Regions from separate parts of the Homo sapiens genome. Here regions 2 and 3 are each linked to region 1. Evidence: read pairs that join two places in POLR2A ChIA-PET (ENCODE). Cell type or tissue: PC-9. All regions are shown on one strand. Region 1 overlaps SUFU (SUFU negative regulator of hedgehog signaling). Region 2 overlaps GBF1 (golgi brefeldin A resistant guanine nucleotide exchange factor 1). Region 3 overlaps SFXN2 (sideroflexin 2).

Region 1 (2,500 bases):
CAGAAGATACGTGTGGTCAGGTGAATTGTGTGTAGAGGTTTTCTTTTATTTATTTCTTTTTTTTAGACACAGGGTCTCCTTCTGTCACCCAGGCTGGAATGTGGTGGCAAGATCATAGCTCACTGCAGCCTCGAGCTCCTGGCCTCAAGTGATCCTCCTACCTTGGCCTCCCAAAATGCTGGGACTACAGGCATGAGCCACCACACCTGGCCTGTATTTCTCTAAACTGTTGCTCAGATGCTGGGAACCTGCACCAGTATTCTAGGGCCACCTCCTCCCTCAGCCAGTGACTTACCACCTGAGGCTGGGAACTCTTAGGAAGCTCTCTGAGTTGTGTGCCCTCCCAGAGAGGGACAGGGCACATGCAGGTGTGCACACTTATGTTAGAGGGGAAAAGTTCCTGACTATGGGAGAAGCACTTTGTAGTTGAGGCACCTCTAAAAAGCGAACTCACCATCACTGCTGAGTTTCTCAGTCTTCTAGAATCACACCAGCAGCTTTTAAGACCTTTAAAAAATTTTTTTTGCCTTAATTTCATGGAGAATTAAGATTCTGTACCATGAATTCCTCTGCTGTAACATTCACATTTGCAACACCTCCCCAACATACACACACACACATATACATAGATTTCTCTCTACTCTTAGGAGTGTCTCTGCACTTGTCTGTTTGGCCTTTGATTGGGGTGACTTTGCTCCCTCTAATTCCCATCTTGAATACCTTGTAACCTGGCCAGGGAGTCATCCTTTAGAGAAAATTGTGTTTTGTTTTGCTCAGCTTGTGAGGTCCATGAAGATTAATTAGAGGAAGAAAATATCTTGTTTGCATCCAACTTACCAGTGAATTGGGGTGAAGGAAGGTGAGTTTCCATCTGGGGAAACAGCTGGGCTGTGGCTGGTGCCGCTCGCACGAAGGGCAGTGTTGGGTAACCCTGCTTCAAGGGGTCTCTCCTGTCAGCGCAGTGGCCAGCCTGGAGCCCTCTCTGTCACGTTGGCTTCCCTCACACTCCCACGCTGGGGAAGTACAGTTGCTTGCACTGGAAAGAAAGCCCAGAAAGAAACAGCCCTTCTCTTAGGGCCCCAGCCAGACTCTGCAGGGCTGATGAGAGGAACAGCCCAGGCCTCTCTGCTCCCTGCGTCCTGGACAGCAGGCTCCTTTTTGCCTCCCTCACTGTGATCCATGTTGTCATGCCAAGTGCCTTTACAGGCCTTTCTCAGAAATACATATTTGAAAGGGCAGAGCAAGGGGCTCCACAGCAAGTCTGGCATGGGTAAATTTCTGTTTTAACTCCGTTCTTTGCTCCGCTTCCCCAAAGAGATGAAGTCACGGCCATTGTTAACACCTCAACTTCAGAATTCCTTGCTGGTGCTTGAATTCTCAGTCCAAACGCTGCATCCCCCTCCCTCGAGTTGCACAATCAGGGGTATTTTTATCGCCCATCCTTGATCCTCGGTGTCACCCAACACTTCAGCAGTGAGTCACTTCTCCAGGGAAGGGAAAAGGAAGGCTCAAAGGTAAGAGCTAGAGAAAGGAAATGACTCAGTGTCTCAGAAAAAGGAAAGCTGGGGTTCTGGCTAGAGTAAGCTCATTCAGGAGAGTAGGGGTCCTAATCTCCCACCCAAGTCAGAGGGTAGGGCTGGGGATGGCGGCCCCTGGTGCCCAGAGGAGTTAATAGTTGACTAGGAAATCCCCTAACCTTGATGCAGATTTTACTCACCCTGACTTCTTTAGCCATACTCTGTCCCACCATTTCATGATTTCATGATCACATTTTACCTTTGGGATATTCCCGATGAAAATATTGCCTTTTTTTTTTTTTTTTTTTTTTTTAACACGAGGTGAAGTCTCACTCTGTCACCTAGACTGGAGTGCAGTGGCACAATCTCGGCTTACTGCAACCCCTGCCTCCTGTGTTCAAGCGATTCTCCTGAGTAGCTGGGATTATAAGCACACACCACCACGTCCAGCTAATTTTTGTATTTTTAGTACAGATGGGTTTTCACCATGTTGGTCAGGCTGGTCTCGAACTCCTGACCTTATGATCTGCCCGCCTCAGCCTCCCAAAGTGCTGGGATTACAGGCATGAGCCACTGTGCCCTGCCAAATATTGCATTTTTAAACTGGGTGTGGTGGCTCATACCTGTAATCCCAGCACTCTGGGAGGCTGAGGCAGAAAGAGCTCTTGAGTCCAGGAGTTCGAGACCAGCCTGGGCAACATGGCAAAACCCCATCTCTACAAAACATTAGCCAGGTGTGGTGGCACATGCCTGTAGTCCCAGCTACTCAGGAGGCTGAGGTGGGAGGATTGCCTGGGCCTGGGAGGTTGAGGCTGCAGTGAACCGTGATCACACCACTGCACTCCAGCCTGAGACCCTGTCTCAAAGCAAAAAAAGAAAATACTGCATTTTGTCATTTGGTTATTGGTGTTTACTATTCACCTTTTGTGGCCTTTTACTCCTATATTGTCCTTATAAGAAAATTTGTCAGAATAACCAGGTTA
Region 2 (2,500 bases), 230 kb before region 1:
CTTTAAATTTATTTTTAAACTAAGATTTACTTATTTTTTGAGTAGGTTCAAAATATACAAAAGGGTAAACTGATAAAACTAAGTTTCCAATCCATTCCTGTCCCCAGCTTCTGAGTTCCCCTCACTAGAGGCAGCCACTGTCACCAGTTTCTTGTCTATCCTTCCAGAGTTACCCTGTGTCTATTCAAAGGCATATAAAATTAATTATGTGAGCAGAGTTTATATCACTAAATTGATGGAGAACCAATTGCCTTAAATAGAATAACCATACAAAAATGACAAAAGTGGCTGGGCTTGGTGGCTCCTGCCTGTAATCCCAGCACTTTGGGAGGCCGAGGCGGGTGGATCATGAGGTCAGGAGATGGAGACCACCCTGGCTAACACGGTGAAACCCCGTCTCTACTAAAAATAGAAAAAATAGCTGTGCATGGTGGCAGGCGCCTGTAGTCCCAGCTACTCGGGAGGCTGAGACAGGAGAATGGCGTGAACCCGGGAGGCAGAGCTTGCAGTGAGCCGAGATTATGCCACTGCACTCCAGCCTGGGCGACAGAGCAAGACTCCATCTCAAAAAAAAAAAAAAGAAAGAAAAGAAAAATAACGAAAGTAAAAATGTATTAAATCTGGCCAGACACTATTGCCCAATCAAAGCCTCTGAGCCTGAGGTTTTCTGTTTTAAAAATGAGATTAACAGCCAGGTACAGTGGCTCACACCTGTAATTCCAGCACTTTGGGAGGCTGAGGCGGGAGGATCACTTGAGGCCAGGAGTTCGAGACCAGCCTGGGAAAAATAGCGAGACCCTGCCTCTACAAAAATAAAAATGCAAAAATTATCTGGGCATGGTGGCACACATTGTAGTCCCAGCTACTGGGGAGGCTGAGTAGCTGAGTAGGTGGGAGGATTTCTTGAGCCTAGGAGATCCAGGAGGCAGTGAGCCATGATGGTGCCATGCACTCCAGTTTTGCACAGAGCAAGACCCTGTCTCAAAAAATAAAATAAGAAATAAAATTAGGCCGGGCATGGTATAATCACACCTGTAATCCTAAAACTTTGGGAGGACTATTGCTTGGGCCCAGGAGCTCAAGATCAGCCTGGGCAACATGGCAAAACCCCATCTCTACAAAAATACAAAAAATTAGCTGGCTGTGGCAGCGCACAGCTGTAGTTCCATCTACTCATAAGGCTGAGGTGGGAGGATCACCTGAGCCCAGGAGTTCGAGGCTGCAGCGAGCCGTGATTGTGCCACTGCACTCCAGCCTGGGTGACAGAGTGAGACCCTGCCTCAAAAAATAAAATTAAATTAACAACATGAGGCTTTCTCTGTCATCAGCAGGTGTGAAATAGAATTGAAAAGAAAGTATCTTTCTCACTGTGAGTAAGGATTGTGAAATACTCAGTCCACACACCTCCTAAGGCTCTCTCTCTCATGAGTAATCTCTGACTTGGAGAGTCCTTTACAAGGACTGGAACAACCAGGAAGTCAAGTCAAGGGAAAGAGTAGCGAGGGGGTGAGGTATGGCATGATTGGTGCTAGGGACACCTTGAGGACTTAGTTAGGGACAGTGAGTGGGGAGGGGGAAAGGGATCCACGAGACCTAACCCCACTCACATCCTGCCCCCTCCTGTGATCCTAGTTGCTAGACCTGATGCACACCCTGCACACGCGGGCAGCCTCTATCTACAGCTCATGGGCGGAGGAGCAACGCCACCTGGAGACAGGTGGCCAGAAGATTGAAGCTGATTCTCGCACCCTCTGGGCCCACTGCTGGTGCCCTTTACTGCAGGGTAAACCAGGAGGGGCAGAGGTAGGGAGTTTGGGGAGCATCAGGATCAAGATGCCTGAAGGATCCTGACCCTGCTCTTGCTCTCAGGTATTGCCTGCCTGTGCTGCGATGCCCGGCGCCAGGTACGGATGCAGGCACTGACCTATCTGCAGCGAGCACTACTTGTACATGATCTGCAAAAGCTAGATGCCCTGGAATGGGAGTCCTGTTTTAACAAGGTGGGACTTCCTACTGGTCTTAAGATAAAGTTCAAATCCTAAGAAAAGGAAAGCCAGGCAGCCTGAAGAGCCCCTAATGTGAGTCTTCAGCCTGCATCATACCTTCCCTTCAGCTCTATGCCCATCCAGTTCCTGGCTTCCTTGGGGCAAGGCTGCCTAGCTGAACCTCATAGGGAGACATTGCACATTTACCCCCACCAGGTGCTGTTTCCTCTACTTACCAAGCTCTTGGAGAACATCAGCCCTGCAGATGTGGGTGGGATGGAGGAGACCCGGATGAGGGCTTCCACATTGCTCTCTAAGGTACTGCTCACCACCCTATACCCACCCTCTCTCCCATACCTGCCTTTTCCCGAGGAGGGAAGCCAGGGCTTCTGGCAGGACCTAGAGATGCACTGTAGGTGCTCACAACCCCCCAGCTATGGACACTAAGCAGGACCTAGGGACCTGAGAGGATTCTGAATCTTAAATCAGAGATTCCTCCATCTCTGATCTAAGAT
Region 3 (2,500 bases), 120 kb after region 1:
CTGACCTCTGTTTCCTTTCAAGCCTGAATACCCACAGGCTGATGAACTTCTTATTCAGCAAATACTTGAATATTGTGCTAGGCACTGGGGTGACAGTCGTGAGCAAAATGAACATACCACCTCACTTCACAGGTGAATTATTTAACTTAGCTAAGGTGCTATTTCCAAGAAAAAAACAAAATGACCTAGTAGTAGAAGCTATAGAAGTAAATCTGAAAATTATTTGTACAAAAAAATAAAAGGACAAATAGGTACTATTTAGTGAAGAGAGGAAAGACTAGCTTTTGAGTATTGTGTTTGGAAAGGACCTGAGACAGGAAGAGGCCTATTGCATTTAAGAAAATCCCGGCCGGGCTTGGTGGCTCACGCCTGTAATCCCAACACTTGGGGAGGCCGACGCGGGTAATGGGTCACGAGGTCAGGAGATCGAGACCATCCTGGCTAACACGGTGAAACCGCGTCTCTACTAAAAATACAAACAATTAGCTGGGTGTGGTGGCACGCACCTGTAATCCCAGCTACTCAGGAGGCTGAGGCAGGAGAATTGCTTGAACCCAGGAGGTGGACGTTGCAGTGAGCCGAGATCGCACCACTGCACTCCAGTCTGGGTGACAGAGCAAGACTCCCTCTCAAAAAAAAAAAAAAAAAAAAAAAAAACCCATGGCAGGACCGGGGCTGGTAGCTCACTCCTGTAATCCCAGCACTTTGGGAGGCTGAGGCAGGTAGATCCCTTGAGCTCAGGAGTTGAGACCAGCCTAGCAACATAGGGAGACCCTGTCTCTACAAAAAATACAAAAACTAGCCGGGCATGTTGGCACATGCCTGTGGTCCCAGCTACTTGAGAGGCTAAGGTCAGAGGATCGTTTGAGCCTGGGAGGTGGAGGCTGGAGTAGTGAGCCATGATCATACCACTGTACTCCCACCTGGGCAACAGAGCAAGACCCTGTCTCAAAAAAAAAAAAAAATCCCATGGTATTTGAAACTTAACATGCAGAAATCAAGCTTACTATTAATATTTTCTCCCTCAAAGCCAATTTTTCTGTGCTCTCCCTGTTAGCACCTATCGCCCAAGTCAGAAACCCTAGGTATCACTCTGGATATTTGTCATGTGTCAACTTGGCTAAGCTAAGCAAGACTCCCGGGATTCCCTCTCTGGTATATTCCAGTTATAGTGGCTACCCAGGAGCACACACACACCATCTTCCAGCTCTTCAGACAAACAGTAATCTAGGTGCTGCTGTGAGGGGATTTTGCAGACCTAATTAAATTCCTCAATTGTTTGGCTTTAAGTTAATCAAAAGGGAGATTATCCTGGGTGGCCTGACCTAATCAGGTGGAAGCCCTTTAAAGGAGGGCTAGAACACCCCTGAACCCCCTCTGAGGTTCTGGACTCTGAGCCATTACCCGCGTTGCTCCCTCTCCCCTGGGATGGTCTGTTGCTGGCCGCCTGCCCTGCTGACTTCAGGATTGCCTAGCCAACAGCCACAGTTATGTGAGCCAATTCGCTAATTCCTTGTGATAAATCAATTTCTATATTTTATCAATATTATATTACGTCAGCATTATATATATTTAGGCCAGGAGTGGTGCATGCCTGTAATCCCAGCACTTAGGGAGGATGAGATGGGAGGATTCCTTGAGCCCAGGAGTTTGAGATTACAGTGAGCTATGATTGCACCACTCCACTCTACCCTGGGCAACCAGCTGAGACCCTGCCTAAAAAAAGAAGAAAAAATTATAAAATCTATATAGATAGATCAACATATATTTATAACATATAAAGTTATATATTTATATATGATTTTATATAGCTATATGAATTATTTATGTTTATATATTATTTTTATATGTTATATTTAAACGTAATTCATGTCTATATAAATAAATGTATATATAAATTTATATATTATAAATATATGTTGCTATATCTATAAATTTAAAAAATTATATATTTATATAGTTATATAATTTATATATTTAGAAAATATATATTATAGTATACAAATATATTTTAGAAATATATAAAATATGTATATGTGTGTGTCATAGCCAGGTGCAGTGGCACACACCTGTAATCCTGGCACTTTGGGAGGCCAAGGCAGGCAGATTGCTTGAGCTCAGGAGTTAGAGGAACTCCATGTTGCCCCATGTTATGTTTTGGTATCTACCTGTCTGTCTGTCTGTAATCTACTGATTCTGCTTCTCTGGTTGAACCTTGACTGATAAAATGTTCCTCTTATACCTATTGCTTAGCAGACCTTAACATTCCGCTTCTTTGAAAGATTCTCTCCTGTTGGTCTCTCCTCTGAGTGCACGTGGGTTCATTTGAGCCCTACCTCTTCTTGCCTGGATTACTGGGGTTCTCGTCCAGCTGGTCTCCCTGCATCCCGTGAGGTCCATCCACATCCTGTTTATTCTCATGACTACCCAGTTTGTTCTTAGTAAACTACATATCTGATCTTGTCACTCTTCTTCTTAAAGTCTTTCAATGACTCCCTGA

What was found. Peaks named below come from ENCODE experiments on the same cell type or tissue, not always from the same donor. Only the 100,000 strongest peaks of a DNase experiment are listed, where the experiment ranks them.
Region 2: POLR2A ChIA-PET joins it to region 1 with 6 read pairs; 1 of 35 experiments calls an interaction of 5 or more read pairs at or near these places.
Region 3: POLR2A ChIA-PET joins it to region 1 with 5 read pairs; 6 of 35 experiments call an interaction of 5 or more read pairs at or near these places.

The regions. Positions count from the first base shown.
Region 1 is chr10:102,603,115-102,605,614 of GRCh38, forward strand. The region is part of intron 8 of SUFU (SUFU negative regulator of hedgehog signaling); the gene reads left to right. Among named protein-coding and RNA genes, the nearest start is that of TRIM8-DT, 39 kb to the right of the region's middle. RefSeq lists an enhancer at 606-1,805. In PC-9, no CTCF peak of the experiment used is centred here; a DNase peak (open chromatin) is centred at 1,417; H3K27ac peaks cover 2,341 bases.
Region 2 is chr10:102,377,652-102,380,151 of GRCh38, forward strand. It overlaps GBF1 (golgi brefeldin A resistant guanine nucleotide exchange factor 1), which reads left to right. Exons shown (of 40, transcript NM_001377137.1): 34 at 1,633-1,783; 35 at 1,870-2,000; 36 at 2,202-2,303. Among named protein-coding and RNA genes, the nearest start is that of NFKB2, 17 kb to the right of the region's middle. In PC-9, no CTCF peak of the experiment used is centred here; a DNase peak (open chromatin) is centred at 1,430; H3K27ac peaks cover 344 bases.
Region 3 is chr10:102,719,661-102,722,160 of GRCh38, forward strand. The region is part of intron 1 of SFXN2 (sideroflexin 2); the gene reads left to right. Among named protein-coding and RNA genes, the nearest start is that of SFXN2, 6.3 kb to the left of the region's middle. In PC-9, no CTCF peak of the experiment used is centred here; no DNase peak of the experiment used is centred here.